Regions from separate parts of the Homo sapiens genome. Here all the other regions are linked to region 3. Evidence: read pairs that join two places in POLR2A ChIA-PET (ENCODE). Cell type or tissue: PC-9. All regions are shown on one strand. Links, peaks and the distances in the headings refer to the core of each region. The heading gives the core; the rest is flanking DNA. Region 1 overlaps TRIM2 (tripartite motif containing 2). Region 2 overlaps TRIM2 (tripartite motif containing 2). Region 3 holds the start of TRIM2 (tripartite motif containing 2).

The links. Peaks named below come from ENCODE experiments on the same cell type or tissue, not always from the same donor. Only the 100,000 strongest peaks of a DNase experiment are listed, where the experiment ranks them.
Region 1: POLR2A ChIA-PET joins it to region 3 with 27 read pairs; 3 of 35 experiments call an interaction of 5 or more read pairs at or near these places.
Region 2: POLR2A ChIA-PET joins it to region 3 with 12 read pairs; 2 of 35 experiments call an interaction of 5 or more read pairs at or near these places.

The regions. Positions count from the first base shown.
Region 1 is chr4:153,291,358-153,297,164 of GRCh38, reverse strand. TRIM2 (tripartite motif containing 2) reads right to left here. Exons shown (of 12, transcript NM_015271.5): 4 at 4,032-4,183; 5 at 2,680-2,860; 6 at 1,129-1,852. Among named protein-coding and RNA genes, the nearest start is that of MND1, 50 kb to the left of the region's middle. In PC-9, for the core only: no CTCF peak of the experiment used is centred there; a DNase peak (open chromatin) is centred at 2,324; H3K27ac peaks cover 3,429 bases.
Region 2 is chr4:153,327,763-153,333,569 of GRCh38, reverse strand. It overlaps TRIM2 (tripartite motif containing 2), which reads right to left. Exons shown (of 12, transcript NM_015271.5): 11 at 4,900-5,040. Among named protein-coding and RNA genes, the nearest start is that of MND1, 14 kb to the left of the region's middle. In PC-9, for the core only: no CTCF peak of the experiment used is centred there; no DNase peak of the experiment used is centred there.
Region 3 is chr4:153,201,002-153,206,808 of GRCh38, reverse strand. TRIM2 (tripartite motif containing 2) reads right to left here and starts at 2,366. Exons shown (of 12, transcript NM_015271.5): 1 at 2,249-2,366. The coding sequence starts at 2,278. RefSeq lists an enhancer at 1-815. In PC-9, for the core only: no CTCF peak of the experiment used is centred there; DNase peaks (open chromatin) are centred at 828, 1,648 and 2,388; H3K4me3 peaks cover 2,366 bases; H3K27ac peaks cover 2,403 bases.

The DNA of each region.
Region 1 (5,807 bases), core at 257-5,256, 91 kb before region 3:
TGAGCAGCTCTGCCCAAGAACGTTCCACAGAGCCTTCATTTCCCAAGACGTTCCAGGGAAAAAGTTCTATGGTTGGAAGTTTGGATGTGCTGCCTGTTATCTATCCCTCTCCTGCCTCAGAGACCTACAATGTACATCAGCAGATTCTAAAGGTTTTAAGAAGTTCTGCAATTTAAAAAAGTCCACTTCCTTCATTTAGCCTAAGGTTTCCCAAATTTATCTGAACCATAGAATTGTTTTTCTACATGTGCCAGCTAATATACAGTGCAGCACTCTTTCAGAGATACTGCATTGTTAAATGGAAGAGGGAGGAAAAGAAGTCTGCTGGAGCTACTTTTTGAAGCTAACTAAAATGCAGACTTTTCTCCCTTAAGAATCATCAAGCCCTTTGCTGTTTACATTTAGTTGCTTTCTACTGAGAACATAGAAAGTTTAAAAAGAGAGAGACCATAAATCAGAGGAGGGAAGGGCTATTTGCATTCCTAACTCTCTTGGCTCATCGGGTACCTTCTTGCTTCCACCCCAACCCCGCCTCAACCCCATTCTTTCTCCAAGTTTCCACCCCTCCTCCTCTCCTTGGGGCTGCTCTCCAGCTACACACAGCTGGAGGTGGTTGCAACTTGCAATGCACACATCCCCTCCCTCCTGCAATGCCGATGCAGTGACAGGGAGGCATCACATGCTCTGCCAACCGTACAGCCTCAGCTCTGGCACAAGAAGACCCTCCCAGGGAAGAGGGGCGTTGGTGGTGGGGGTTAGGGGGAGGATTGCCAATTTTTCCTTCAAGATTTTCAGATTACGGGTGCTATGATTTTTCTATTTCTCTTTTTGCTTATTTTCAGCTTGTAATTTCCTACAATGAATATGCAGCACTTGTGTCTTAAGGAAGAGGAAGAAGAGAAAGGAGGGAGTAGGGAGGAGACTAGAGGCGGAGGAGAAGGAAATACCATCTCTGGAGGAGACTGCATAAGCTCGACTAACAAAATATATCAAATTTTATAGCAGTACATCTCCTAACACCTGCAGGTAGAGTTCTGGGCTGCAGTGTTGCTATTTGCAATGACACGTGCCCAGTTACCCCTTAACCAGTGCCAGCTCAGGCGTCGGGCACAGAAGCCCTCTCCTTACCCACTCGAAAGATCAAATCGTCTTCGATGGGATTCTCTTTTCGTTTTCCAGTGCTGTACATGCTTGCGGGTCTTTTCACAGCTTTCTGCTTGACGTGGCCGCTCCCCGGGGACTTAACGCGCCTCTTCACGCCTTCTGTGGTGGGAGACACATCAGCGGATCGGATCACTTTCAGCTTAAACGGGCTGCCTCGGATGTGCTGGTCATAGAGTCTCAGAGACAGGGTAAAGTCCCCTTCCTTCTGGACAGTGTACAAAAACTCATAGGTGCCGTTCTTGTTGTCCAGGATCTCCCCGTCTGCCACGCTCCCGTCGGGGGTGCTCAGTTCGGCGGTGAGGTAGGCGTTGCCGGTTTTGCACAGCTCACCGTCTTTGTCCTTGGTGGTGATGGTGACGGACATGGGCTGCCCGATGATGGTCTGCCGCAGCCCCTCGCCCGTGGCCACTGTCTCTGAGGCAACGGCGTTGGTGGTTAAGATCGTCCCGAGGTTGTGGATGGACTTCTTCAGCCCCTCGGTTTCCACGATGAAATCCAGCTGGTCGTTCTCCCGCGGGTGCAAGGGGAAGTCCTGGTCGGCCAGCTCGTTCAGCTTCTCGCTCATCTGCTTCTTCACCAGTAGGACCTCGGTCTCCGTGCCATGGTTGAGGGCCTGCGCTGTGAAGTTGCTGCAGCTCTTAATGCTCTCCTGCCCCTGGAGCAGAGTATCCAGCTGCGACTGGAGGACCTGCGGGAAAACCGGAGGCCTGGTGAGCTCGTCCCACAGGGCGGGGCCTAGCCCGGGGCAGTGCCCTCCACCGGCGAGAAGGAGACTCTACACCTGCCCACGCAGGTGGCTCTGAGCAAGCGGTGTTTGTCAACCCAGGGAACCCAGTGCTAACGCAAAGTCCTAAACTGCATTCCCAGTACCTTTTCGAGGTTTCCCTTCCGCCTCGCCCTCTCTTCCACACATGTATTTCTTGGCTCATGTGTTTTGGAGAGGGGAAAACAGAAAGGTCACTACCAAGAGCATAGCAAATTAATTGCTATGCCTGACATCTGAAATATTCATTATTCAGTATCTTTCCCCATGTCCCCATGTCCATCACCACCTAAAGGAACAGGAAGTAAACAAATGAAAACTCTCCACACCTGAACATCAGAGGTTTCTCATCCCTGTTTTGTGAACAGACATGCAGAGTTAAACAAAGGCTGCAGTCAGGGTTCATTTTGAAGCTGACTAACAGGTTGGTGTGGGTGAGAGAGCAATTAAGAAACTATTTCATGTTATAACTGAGGAATGAAAACAATCCAGTTTAACTCTAAATGCTAAAAGCATTACATTATATTCAACCTTGCCTCTTGTCAAATTATAAACTAGTACTTAAAGTCACAGAGTCATCGAATTTTGCTGAAAATAGGGGAAAAAATAGCTGGATATTACATTCAGTGAAAACTATAGTTTACTATACAATGATGACACTTAAGGACCCCTTGTTGCTATTAGGAAACAATAAGCTAGTGCCCTTGGATATCATGTCTCTTCCAGGACATCTGTAATGATTCTGGTCTTACTTTGTGTTTGAGGCCATAGTTGACCTCCAATTCCATAAGCAGCACACTCTTGCGCACATTTAAAGTCTTCTGGAGCTCATCAAAGGTGGAATGAATGTCATCCACGATGCTGGCCTTTTGGTTGGTTAACTGATGAATGATTTCAGAGATGAACTGAAGAGCAGAATCTATTTCTGGGAGCCTGGTGGACAGTTGTTAAAGGTCGTTATTTAACCTCAACCCAGAAATATTCCAAAATCTATCTAAACACTACATTTTGTTTAAAAAAATTCTATGCCTTTCATCATCTTTAAAAAAACAATAACCAGAGAACAGAATAAGATATGACATAATTACTGCCTTAGAGAGAAGAGATTTTGTCTCTTCAGAGACAATCAAAATTGTCAATTTCAATCTACCATCAATTGTCCAATTTTAATAATTAATTAAGTGTATAGACTTGAAGCTCTCTGAAAAGCCATTCTGGCCAGGTTAATTCTTCGTTGCAGGGGCCGTCTGGTGCATTGTATGATGTTTAACAGCAGCCTGTCCTCTACCAGATACCAATAGCTCTCCCCGCCCTGCCTCCCTCTCCCCAACCCCCTGCCAAAACACACAGTTGTGATACCAAAAATGTCTCCAGGCATTGCCGAATGGCTGAGAACCACTATTCTAGATAGCTGTATCTTTTACCCTAGCCACATAAAACATTTATCCAAACCCAGTTTCTTGAGAACTTCTCGTAAGTTTCCAAGTTCTTTGAATTACTATAGAACAACCACACTTTTCTCACTACAGCTATCAGTGGAGAGATTTATTTTGTCTGCTTTTCTGCTGGCTTCTCATTTCCTCTCTTTGGTCTTTTTCATGCACCACTCAGCTACTCTGTTCTTTCATTTCTGTGCCAAAGAAGGAACTTGGAAGCAGGAAAACAAGGAAAATTAGCAATCACTGCTCAAGACCATTTTGCAGAGCTCAGACAGAAAGGAGCCAATCACAGCCAACAAAATGGCCTGTATGTGTGTCAGGAACAGCAGATAAGGAAGGCTCCTCAGAGAGCCTGGTTTCAGGGATGAATTTCAGAACTCTCCTGAGAGCAGTTTATTTGAGTGTACTTTAATTCATGTAATCATACTTAGGTACTAAAACAAAAATGCCACTCATAAGGAGGCTGGAGTTCTACCAACAGGCAGAAGACAACCTTCCTCACTCATTAGTTTATGACAACAAATCCATGATAAAAGAACTTATTTACCCACAAAGCCTGATATCTCAAGGGAAATATGAACCTACTCTTGTACCTAGACAAGAGGCCATGAGGCCAGGCCTCAAGTACAGGCAGCCAGTTGGGGGTTTGGGGAGGGGTCCCCCACCTTTTGTTGACAGCATCCAGCTGGACCTGGAGCGAGGCCTTGTGCTGTTCCACCACATCCTTGAGTGGAACTGTGGGGTGCTCTGCGTGCTCCCCCTCCGTGCACTCCCGACACATGGCAGTCTCACAGGACTGGCAGTAAAATTCCATCACCTGTGGATGACACAAGAAAAGTTCCTGGTTCTGGGCCATGGGTTGAGGGCTTACTCTACACTAAGCACTTGCCTTGCAGTCTCTCATAATTAAATGAGAGCCACCCCAGAATGTCAGCATTATTAAGTCCAGCTTCACAGGAGAAAAGGAAGGACACATTTTTATGTGACAGGTCTCAGAAATGGAGCTGACTTCTAAGCTGCTTCTATAACCATAAAACCAGCTTTTGGGTATCCACTGCCCCAAGGCAGTACAGTATAGGGCTGTGGTGCTCAAACATTTTTATATCAGGACCCCGTTATAATCTTTAAAAATTATTGAGGACTCCAAAAGAGCTTTCGTGTATGTGGGTTATATTTATAGATATTTCTTATATTAAAAATTGAAACTAGGCTGGGTGCAGTGGCGTATGCCTATAATCCCAGCACTTTGGGAGGCCAAGGCTGGAGGATTACTCGAGGCCAGGAGTTAAGACCAGCCTGGGAAACATAGCGAGACTCTGTCTCTACAAAAAATTTTAAAATTAGTATTTAATCAAATTTTTAAAAATTAGAACGGATAAAAATTTTAAAGTATTTAATTTATTAAAAGCAGTAATAAGCCCATTAAATGTTAATGTGAATAATGTAATTTATGAAAATAAATATATTGTGAAAAACAAAAAAATTTGTGGGAAAAATGGTATTGTTTTCCATTTTTGTAAATATCTGCAGCGTCTGGCTTAACAGAAGATGGCTGGAGACTTGTATCCACTTCTGCATTGAGTCCATTGTGATAGCATACATCACATAGCCTGTGGAAAATTCCACTGTGCACTCTTGAGAGAACGAGAGTGAAAAAAGCAAATAATGTCTTCATATGATTATGAATATAGTATTGACCTTGAAGACTGCTTGAAAACGTCTTGGGACCCACAAGGGTTCCTGGACCACACTTTGAGAACTGCTACTGTTTGGCTAAGAGACTTATCCAAATAAGAAGTCTGGACTGAGCAGTTTGTCTCCTGGCTTCACCACTTATTTAGCTGAATGACCTTGGACAAATTTTCAGCCTCACTGTGTCACAACTTCTGTCTCTGTCAAATGGAGATAGTAACAGTAACCTACTTCACAGGGCTACTATGAAGAATAAGTAGGTTAGTATGCACGAAGAACTCAGATGGCACCTGGCTTTGGTACATAATAAGTTCTTAATATGTAGTAGCTGCTGTGGGGATGATGATGATGATGATGATGACATCATCTGCTTACCTGAAAATAAAAAAATATGACCCTGACAATGACGAACTTTCAGTAACAATATAATATAAAGCCAGAAAATTAGCTTCCTTGCAGAGGTATTACCTTGTTTTCTCAGCTGGAAATAATGTCTTCCAGTTTTCAATTCCCAAAGCACTTTTAGGAGGAACTTTTTCTTGACATATAACACAATACAGAAAAGGGCATAAATCTTAATGCAGCTTGATGGATTTTCACAAAGTGAAGGCAGTCACCAAATCACTTTTATTTATACCCAATTTATGAAATAAAAGATTTTAAATTCCTAAGCCCAGGAACTCTCCCACCCAGAGCCTAGATAATACCATACATTTAGTAGGTATTCAATAACACTACTGAATGAATAA
Region 2 (5,807 bases), core at 230-5,229, 130 kb before region 3:
ATTATAGATTCATAGGAAGTGGCAAAGATAGTAGAGAAAGGTCCTGTGTACTCTTCACTCAGTTTCCTCCAATGGTCACATCTTCTATAATTATGGTACCACACAAAACCCAATACATTGACTTTGGGTTGTGTGTGTACAGTTTTATGTCATTTTATCATGTGTGTAGATTTACCACTGCAACCAACGTACAGAATTATCCCATCAACATAAAGATCTCCCTCTTGCTACTTACTCCCCTTTCCTCACATCTCTAATCCTTGCCAACCACTAATCTGTTTTCCTTCTCTATAATTTTGTTATTTTTTTGAGAATGGTACACAAATAGAATCATATAGTATGTAACCTTCTGAAAATGGCTTTTTTTCACTCAGCATCATGCCCTTGAGATGCATCAGAGTTGTTGAGTGTATCATTAGTCTGTTCCGTTTTAATGCCAAGTCATATTCCATAGTATAGACATACCAGTTTGTTTAATCATGAACCTATTGAAAGACATCTGGGTTATTTTCAGTTTTGGGCTATTACAAATAAATCTTCTATGAACAACAATGTACAGGTTTTTGTGTGGACGTAAGTTTTCACTTCTCTGGGACAGACAGCCAGGAGTATAATTTATGGGTTGTATGGTAAGTATATGTTTAGTTTTTAAAGAAATACCAAACTATTTTCAAGGCTGACTGTGTAGTTTTGCATTTTTACCAGCAATGCATGAGAGATCTGGTTTCTCTACATGCTCTCCAGCATTTGGCATTATTAATATTTTTAATTTTAGCTATCCTTATAAGTGTGCAGTAATATCTCACCATGGTCTTAATTTGTACTTCCTTAATGTCTAGTGATATTGCACATCTTTTTATGTATACATCCTCTTCAGTAAAATTTCTCTTTATGCCTTTTGCTCGTTTTTCTTTTTTTTTTTTTGAGACGAAATTTCACTCTTGTCACCCAGGCTGGAGTGCAATGGTGTGATCATGGCTCACTGCAACCTCCGCTTTCTGGGTTCAAGTGATTCTCCTGCCTCAGCCTCCCAAGTAGCTGGGATTACAGGCACACACCACCACACCCAGCTAATTTTTGTATTTTTAGTAGAGACGCAGTTTTGCCATGTTGGCCAGGCTGGTCTCAAACTCCTGACCTCAGGTCATCCACCCGCCTTGGCCTCCCAAAGTGCTGGGATTACAGATGTGAGCCACAGCACCCAGCCGCCTTTTGTTCATTATTCTAATTGGATTGTTAAATTATTTTACTGCTGAGTCTTGAGAATCTTTACATATTCTAGGTATAATTCCTTTGTCAGAAATTCAGTTGGTAAATATTTTCTCTCAGTCTGTTGCCTATCTTTTTATCCTCTTAAAGAGATCTTTCACAGAGCAAAACCTTTTATTTTTTATGAAACCCAATTTGTTAATTGTTTTTCTTTTATGGATTATAGTTTGGGTATTATGTCTAAAAACTCTTCATGGAGCCCTAGGTCCCAAAGATTTTCTCTTAAATTATTCTAAAAGTTTATCTCCTCAAACATTATCTTCTAAAAATGTTATAGTTTTACATTTTACAGTTAAATCTACAGTCCATTTTGAGTCAACTTTTTGTACAAATTAATGTTCATTCTTTTTTTCCTCTGTGGTGGTCTTAGTTGTTCCAGTCCCATTTGTTGAAAAGGCCATCATTCCTCCATTGAATTGCTTTTGTACCTTTGTCAAAATGCAATAGGCTGTACAACTGTGGGAGCAATTTCTAGATTCTCTATTCTGTCCCACTGATGTATGTGTTTATTCCTCCACCATATTACATAGCCTTGATTATGGTAACTATATAGTAAGTCATATAGCTTACTCTATGGGTTTGTAAGGGTAGAGTGATTCCTCTCAATTTATTCTTCTTTTTCAAAATTGTTTTAGCTATTTCCTTTGCCTTGCCATATAAATTTTAAAATAAGATTTATATCTGCAAAAAATCCTGCTGAGATTTTGTGTTAAACCTGTATATTAATTTGAAGACAACTGACATCATTGTTGAGTCTTGCAATCCATGAACACAGTTGTTTCTCCATTTACTTAGAACTTCTTTGATTTCTTTTGCCAGCATTTTATAGTTTTCAGCATACAAATATTGAATATGTTTTGTTATAATATCTAAGTATATATTTTTTCAGTGATTCTAAATGGTATTGTGTTTTTAATTTTGGTTTTCACTGTTAGTTGCTAGTTTATAAAAATATAATTTTTTTTTGTTTTTTCTTAAGAGACAGGGTCTTGCTCTGTCACCCAGGCTGGAGTGCAGTAGCACAATCATAGCTCACTGCAATCTCCAACTCCCAGACTTAAGGAATCCTCATGCCTCAGCCTCCTGAGTGGCTGAGCCTATAGACATGTGCCACCATGTCTGGCTAATCTTTGTATTCTTTTGTAGAGATAGTGTCGTCCTGTGTTGCCCAGGCTAGTCTCAAACTCCTGGCCTCAAGCAATCTTCCCACCTTGGCCTCCTAAAGTGCTGGCGTTACATGCATGAGCCACCGTGCCTGACCATAATTGATTTTTGTATGTTGATCTTATATTCTGCAATCTTGCTGAACTCACCTATTCTAGGAACTGTTTTTATAGATTCTTTGGGATTTTCTATGTAAACATCATGTTATCTGCAAACAGGGAGAGTGGTTAATTTCTTCCACTCTAATTTGTAAGCTTTTTATTTCCTTTCTACCTTTTGTGCTGGCTAGAACTTCTAGTATTATATTGAACAAGAATGGTGAGACATCCTTGCAGACATCCTTGCTCTATAGGGAATGCATTCAGTCTTTTACTATGAAGTATGGTGTTAGCTATGGTTTTCATAGATGTTGTTTATCAAGTTGAGAGAGTCTTAGTTTTCTGAGAGTTTTGTCATGAATGGGTATTAAATTTTGTCAAATGATTTTTCAGTGTCAATTGATATGATCATATAGTTTTTCTTCTTTAGAATTTTACTATGGTGGATTATTACATTGACTGATTTTCTTTATTTTTATTTTTATTTTTTAAAGGGCAGCCTCCCAAGCCAGAGTAGCTCAGAGACTCCCTGATTTTCTAATACTAAACCAGTCTTGCATTCCTGGAATAAACTCCACTTGGTCATGGAGCAATTTTTACATATTGCTGAATTATATTTGTTAATATATCTTTAAGAATTTTTACACACAGGAGGAATATGGTCTGTAGCTTTCTTTTTTGTACTGTCTTAGCCTGGTTTTGGTATCAGGGCTTCAAAAGCTGATTGGAAAATGAGTTGGGAAGTATTCTCTTATCTTCTATTTTCTGGAAGAAATTGTATACAATTGTTACTAAATTCTTTAAACATTTGGAAGAATTCCATGGTGAAATCATCTCCATCTAGACATTTCTTTTTGGTGTTTTAAAATTATGAATTAAATTTTCTTAATAGTTATAGGGCTATTCAAATTATTTCATACGGGAGTTGTGGAGTTGGTATTTTTTGAGGAGTTGTCTATTTCATCTAAGTTGTCAAACTTGTGTATGTAGAGTTGTTCACAGAATTCCCTTATTATCCTTTTGATGTCTACAGAACATGTATTAATATTAGTATTTTGTGTCTTTTCTCTTATTTCCTTTGTCAGTCTTGCTAGGGTTTTGTTGGTTTTACTATCTTTTCAAAGAGCCAGTTTGCTATTTCATGGATTTTCCCTATTGCTTTTCTGTTTTGAATTTCATTTCTTTTTTTTTTTTAATTTTTTGAGACAGAGTCTCCTTCTGTTGCCCAGGCTGGAGTGCAATGATGTGATCTTGGCTCACTGAAGCCTCTTCCTCCTGGGTTCAAGCGATTCTCCTGCTTCAGCCTCCTGAGTAGCTGGGCTTGCAGGCGCCTGCCACCACACCTGGCAAATTTTTTGTATTTTTAGTAGAGATGGGGTTACACCGTGTTGGCCGAGCTTGTCTCGAACTCCTGACCTCAAGTGATCTGCCTGCCTTGGCCTCCCAAAGTGCTGGGATTAAAGGCATGAGCCACAGCGCCCAGCCTTTAATTTCGGCCTTGCTTCCTTCTGCTTGTTTGGGGTTTGCTCTTTTCTTTCTAGCTTCTTGAGATGGCAGCTTAGACCATTGATTTAAAATGTTTCCTCTTTTCTAATAGAAGCATTTAGCGTATTAATTTCCCTCTCAGCATTGTTTTTGCTAAATTCCACAAATTTTGATACGTTCTATTTGCATTTTCATTCAGTCCAATATATTTTACAATTTTCCTTGAGACTCCCTCTTTGACTCAAGGGTCATTTAGCACAATAGTGTTTTAAAATTCATAAAACAAAACACATGGGATTGTAAAAAACCATATTAAAATATAGCTATTGAAATATTACTAAATTATGATAGAGCAATATGTGTGTGCTTCTAAAAATTAGCACATTAAATAATAAGAAATAGTAATGGGTCTAATAATTACTGTAATTTTGAAGTAGTGATGAGAATAAGTGACAATTCAAGATTTTTGCAACAATATGATATGAAAATTTCTGTGATTTTTCTTGGTGACAAAGTCATAGGCATTACTAAAATTACTATGATTGTTGCTTATATTCATGATTAAGGGAAATGATAATTTTCAGCCAGAGGTTCATAAATATAATAATGTAGTATTTTTATTCAATGGCCCCCTTGAATTCTATCTTCAGACCCTTTGTGGGGGTCTGTGGGGTCCATATTAAAACCCCAATTTAGAGGGTTTCAGTCTGGTAACATTTTTTCTACTCCATCTTGCTGAGTTTGGTCCTTCTGGTGAGAGTATCTATGGTTCTATGTCCTAACCAATGGAAAAGAGAAAACATTCCAGTTTGGGGGACAGCAAATTCTTCACTTTTAACAAATACCAAACACTCTAACCATATACATTAGCACATTGATCTACCTGGATCCTGCTGTTTCCCCAGTCGGCCACAATGATGTTTCCATTTGAATCCACTGCTACACCTGTTGGAGCATTAAACTGCCCATTTCCTTCTCCATTTGAGCCAAACTTCAACATGAATTCTCCTTCCTGATTAAACACCTGTATGAAATATTTTTAAATTATTTTGTTTTACATCAAAATACTTGAACCAACATGATGGATTAAAAAAATATCTATTTGAGCAGGTTATTTATAACAAGACTTATCATTTAAGACATTCTAAAAAAAGAAAATGAAATCTACAAGACAGACTGCATATCATTGTGGTTCCCCAAATTACTGTATAAATCTGATTTATCATTTGTTAAATCATCACTTTTTTTGGCTTATATCTGGTTATTAAATCCTTATGTGAATGATACCTTTGTTATAAAATACTGTACAAGTAAGTATGAGTAAGAAGTGCTATAATTTTCAATAATATTATTCTTCCCACCTTTAAAGAAATTGCTAATTTCAAGAATGGGCATTATATTTATATTTCTAACAGGATGGATGACCATTAAAAGTTGGATCAGAGAGTAGGAGTTTTTTGTTATGCCAGATGCTCAGAATTTATTATCATTTTACTACATCAACATAACTAGAAAGAGTAGGCTGGACTCCATACTTAGAATGGGAGAAATTCATTGCATGTGTGTGTGCACATGTGTGGTAGCAGCAGGTGAGAAATAAGAGAAGGGCTTTTTTATTTACCCTCAGAAGATATTTTAGTTCGAGAGTTTATATGATCCTAAGGCTTTGATGAATATAAAAGTAGTTTCTATTACTCTATTTTCTATTACTCTTTTATCTCTCAGTAGAGAGACGGGAAGCTGTTAGAAGTAGGGGGCTAAACAGAACTCTTAAGCAAATTCTCTAACATC
Region 3 (5,807 bases), core at 484-5,483:
GGCTCCCAGATTGCCTCTGGAGGGGGCTGGTTGCCAGGGGAACCAAGCAAGTGATTAGAGAGTTGGAACTTTCAGCCCCTTTCTCCCTACTCCACCCATACACACCCCCTGACCCTGTTTCCAGGGAGCAAAGAGGGGCAGGAGGTTGACTCAATCACCGATGGCCAATGGTTTGATCAATCATGCCTTTGTAATGAGGCCTCCATAAAAACCCAAAGGAGCGGGTCTGGAGGGCTTCTGGATAGCTGAACACATGGAGACGCTGGGAGAGTGGCGCCCGGAGAGGACATGAAAGCTCCAAGACCCTCCCTAGCCATCTCTTCACCTGGCTGTATGTATTCATTCAACTGTATCCTTTGTAATACCCTTTATAATAAACTGGTAAATGGAATTAAGTGTCTCCCTGAGTTCCGTGAGCTATGCTAACAAAACAGTGACCCCAAGAAGTCAATCTCTGACTTACAGCACAAAGTTAGACAAAGTTACACAGCTTGTAATCTACCTGAGGAAGGATCGTGAGAACTTCTCATGGATAGCCAGCTAGTCAGAAGCACAAGTGACAACCTTCAGCCTGCAACTGGCCTCTGAGGTCGGGGCAGCCTGGTAGGACTGAGCCCTTAAACCTCAGGGTCTGCACTCACTGCAGTTAGTGTCAGAATTGAGTTAAACTGTGGGACACCTACTTAGGTGGGAAGGTGAGAATGCATTGACCTGACCAAATGGGATTTGTGAGGCCTGCGGTGGGCCTGGAGGGTGAATGATGCACACCTGTCCTTTCCCTTTGGAGCCTCCACCCCACCTGGGAGAGTCAAAAGTTCACTGGCAGAGTCAGAATTTCCATTCCTTGTCAGGACCTCCTCGTGGGGTGACTCATCCCTCTCCAGGGCTCTAGGACCGCACCAGGAGAACCTGGCCTCACTTAGAGACTGCCTGTTTTCATACAATGGGTTCAAGCATTCATGTTGCTTGGCGTCAAATTCATTTGAAAAACACCCTTTGTATTCTGACTTAATACCTCCAGGATCCGCAAACAGCATGGTGGCTTTAAACAAGGTGTACCTAGATAATAGATACAAGTTGAGGGAATTTGGAGAGGTGGGGAGACTTTCAAAGCATTAAATGTATTAAAGTCCCATGGTTCACCTCTAGCTTTATGTAAAAATTAAACCTCACCTTTTCATTTTATCAGGCTCCTGTCGATAACAAACACAAACCGCAAGTTCACTGACTCCACACCACGGGGCTCACCAGAAACTTATCTGATCAAAGCTGCCGTAGGTGATTCTTTTTTTCAGCAGGAGGAGGAGGACTTTCTAAAGCAACTCCCAGGACTCGAGATGTTGTAGCCCCCTCCCCACCTTACAGGTCGCAATGACAGCACAACCCTTTCCTTGCCCTTTGCGCACCCCGTGAGCTACGACAGGTGCCTCACTGAGCACCGAATGGGCCAGCCAAGAGATAAAGCAGGCACCAAAGACCGGTGCCTGAGTGGTTTTCCACCCTCACCCATTCACACCCCGGAAACCAGCAAGCACCCCGAGGTGTGGCTGGCTGAGCCCACATCAGGCTTCACCCCCGACTCACATGGCGTCCCCAGGCTCTGCTGACTTCTCACTTGGGTAGTCAAGGACAAACGCTCTATTCACCTGGGGCTATTTCTTCATTCCACAGTCGCACGGCAGAGGGACATAGTACCCTTTGAGCACTTTTATGGGGCAGTAAAACTTTACAGTCTCCTGTCTGCTCTAAACTGTTCCCACATTTCTGAATAGACCTATTTATAACATGCAAGACTACTACAGTTTGCCCTTTGAAAATACTAGCAGATATTAGGTCCTTTCAAATGGGGTCGACTGAGTTACATCGGCTAGCAGCTGGCTTACAGAAACCCCGGAGAGGCCCAGCTAAGCTCCTGACTGTGACTACCTATGTTAGGAAATAAAACAGCATTTGAGTCTCACAACATCACTGGAACTGGCCTTATGCTTTGCCACATTCATGTTGCTTTGGTGTCAAATCCAGCTGTGTCTCTCCCTCGATTTTTTGCTTCCTTACTCCCTTCCTGCCTGGATTAACAGAGCTCACTGTGAGCTTTGTCAGCAAATCCCAGTCTTTTCCTTCCCTCTTCTGCAGGGAAAAAATTAAAACCAGGAAAAAGTAGCAACCCAATCACAACTTGTTTCTCCCAGCCCCGGATTAACCAGCTGGCCCAGAAAAAGAATTATCCCACATTGAGAAGCGTCCTTACCTGCGTTCCATAACGGCCACTCCTGTGCATCGAAGACCAGAGCCAGCCTCCTCCAATCTGGGGACTTAGCTCCCCGCAGCCCGCAGACAACTGGGCCCATTATAGTCATCAAGCTGCCGAGTTAAAGGGTGGCCCTTACTAAAATATAAACAGCTAGTCAGCACAAGCCAAAGGGGCGGGGCTACAGTATCAGGGGACAATGAGAGCCAATGATCAGCCTCTTTGGGCTCTGTTTGCTTAAGATATTGTGTTTCATTCCGAAGTAGGGGAGACGGGAATGAGAAACACTGAAGAGTAAGGGCTGAGTTATCATCTTTACAGCCCCCAGTAGGAAAAGCGTCCAAGTTGAAAAGTTTAAATCACTGCCCACAGAAGACCAATTTCAGGAAAGTGTTTGTAGACTGCACACATAATAATATGTATTTTTAAAGCCACAGATATTTATGTTGCATTAGCTATCTGTTGTCTTCCGGGGTTAATAAATGTGGTATTCATGAGGTCAACGGGAGTTTTTCAACCAAAGAACAAAGGCCAAGAAAGTTAGTTTGATGACATGCTTATTTTATTGAATATACTATCTGATCAGGAGCACTCACCTCATCTACAGAGCAAACACTTGTTTGATTGGCACATCTTTATTTTATTTATTTATTTATTTATTTATTTATTGAGATGGAGTCTCGCTCTGTTGCCCAGGCCGGAGTGCAGTGGCACAATCTTGGCTCACTGCAACCGTAGCCTCCTGGGTTCAAGTGATTCTCCTGCCTCAGCCTCCTGAGTAGCTGGAATTACAGGAATGCACCACCACACCTGGTGAATTTTTGTATTTTTAGTAGAGACGGGGTTTCGCCATGTTGGCCAGGTGGGTCTTGAACTCCTGGCTTCAAGTGATCCGCCCGCCTTGGCCTCCCAAAGTGCTGGGATTACAGGAGTGTGCCACTGCGCCTGGTCTACTATTTTTTTTTTTTTTTTTGAGACAGAGTCTTGCTGTGTTGACCAGGCTGGAGTGCAGTAGTGTGATCTCAGCTCACTGCAAGATTGGTACATCTTTAGAACCCAGAGATATGGATTTATTGTATGCCCAAGTCAGCAAAATGGCTCACATTTGATGTGTTTATGTTCTTCTTCGTGTGTGTGTGTGTGTGTGTGTGTGTGTGTGTGTGTGTAGAGATGTGGGTCTCACTATATCACCCAAGGTGGAGTGCAGTGGCTATTCACAGGCACAATCATTGTGCACTGTAGCCTCAAACTCCTGGGCTCAGGTCATCCTCCTGCCTCAGCCTCCCTAGTAGCTGGGATTACAGGCTTGCACCTATAATCATGCCAGACCATGAGCATTTCATTTGATCAAACATATCAGAAGTTCAGTATATTTGGAAGAAGGCAGGAGAGCCGTGGCTTCTTTCTGTCTCCCAAACTTAACTAAATTCCACTTTTTTTTTTTTTTTTTTTTTTTTGAGATGGAGTCTCGCTCTGTCACCAGGCTTGAGTGCAGTGGCACAATCTTGGCTCACTGCAACCTCCACCTCCCAGGTTCAAGTGATTCTTGTGCCTCAGGCTCCTGAGTAGCTGGGACTACAGATGCGCACCACCACGACCAGCTAATTTTTGTATTTTTAGTAGAGACAGGGTTTCATCATGTTGGCCAGGCTGGTCTCAGTCTCTTGACCTCGTGATCTGCCCACCTCGGCCTCCCAAAGTGCTGGGATTACAGGTGTGAGCCACCGCGCCCGGCCTTAAATTCCCCTTTTAAAGCTATTACAGCAGCTTAACCTTCCAATGCCCTTTGATAATAACCAAGAACCAGAAAGTAAACTGTAGGGCTTTTTTTCCTTATATGATTTCTTTTTTTTTTTTTTTTTGAGACAGAGTCTCGCTCTGTCACCCAGGCTGGAGTGCAGTGGCGTGATCTCGGCTCACTGCAAGCTCCGCCTCTCGGGTTCAGGCCATTCTCCTGCCTCAGACTCCCGAGTAGCTGGGACTACAGGCGCATGCCGCCATGCCCGGCTAATTTTATTTATTTATTTATTTATTTTTTAGTAGAGTTGGGTTTCAGCCAGGATGGCTGGATCTCCTGACCTCGTGATCTGCCCGCCTTGGCCTCCCAAAGTGCTGGGATTACAGGCACGAGCCAACGCGGCTGGCCTCCTTATATCATTTCTAAATAATACACTGAAGTAAAAATAAAGTTAAGAGTTGTTTGGTTGATTGTGTGGCATTGCATAAATTATAGGCATACAAACTGTGAAAAGTACAGTCATTACATTTGAAATAGTTTCATCATTTATAAAGTGATATAGTAGTTATCAAAATGAACACAGTAGTTGTCAAAATGAATTATCAGAGAAAAATGTTGAAACGTATTTATTTTCCGCAAACTTTTTCTCAAGCCCTTCTGATTATAAAAATAATAATCCCCAAATGCCATCCTTTCTAATCTATATTAGTTTGAAAATGTTTATGATTCTGCCACTGGTGTTTAATTTGTATTAAAGTAAAATTCCTCCAGAACCTTTTCTAAATGATGTATGAGGCTCCTTCTGGCCCTTGTATCCTTCTAATTATTTCAAAAGAGCTGTTACATCCATACTTTCACAATTTTGACTTTAAGGTACAGGTTACCTTCCTGAAATAATCTAGTTTTCTTCTAAGGTGTGTGAACCCAGAAAATCTGAGACAGCTCTCAATTAACCTAGAAAGTTTATTTTTCCAAGGTTGAGGACACGCCCGTGACATAGCCTTCACAAGTGTTAGGATCCTGTCATTTTAAAAAGCTTCAGGACACCATGAGCAGCCAAAAGAAAAAAATCGATAAATTGGACTTCGTTAAAATTTTAAATTTTTTCTTTCTTTTTTTCTTTCTTTAGAGACAAAGTCCTACTCTGTCACCCAGGCTGGAGTGCAGTGGCCAGATCATAGCTTCATAGCTCACTGCAGCTTTTACCTCCCATCCTCAAGCTATCTTCCTGCTTGGGCCTCCCTAGTGCTCAGAAACCACAGCACATAACCAAAATTAAAACCTTTTGTGCTTCAAAAGACATTATCAAGAAAGTGAAAAGACAACCTATAGAATGGGAGAAAATATTTGCAAATAATATATCTGATAAGGTTCTAGTATCCAGGATATATTTTTAAAACTCCTGCAATTCAACAATAAAAAGACAAACAACCCAACCTAAAGATGGGCAAAGGTCTTAAATAGATATTTCTCTAAGAATAATACATAAATGTCCAACAAACACATGAAAAGATGCTCAACATTAGTCATTAGGGAAGTGCAAATCAAAAACACAATGAGGCTGGGCACGGTGGCTCACGCCTGTAATCCCAGCACTTTGGGAGGCCGAGTTGGGTGGATCATCTGAGGTCAAAAGTTCGAGACCAGTCTGGCCAACATGGCAAAATTCTGTCTCTACTAAAAATACAAAAATTAGCCAGGCGTGGTGGTGCATGCCTGTAATCCCAGCTACTCGGTAGGTTGAGGAAGGAGAATTGCTTGAACCCAGGAGGTGGAGGTTGCAGTGAGCTGACATCATGCCACTGCACTCCAGCCTGGGCA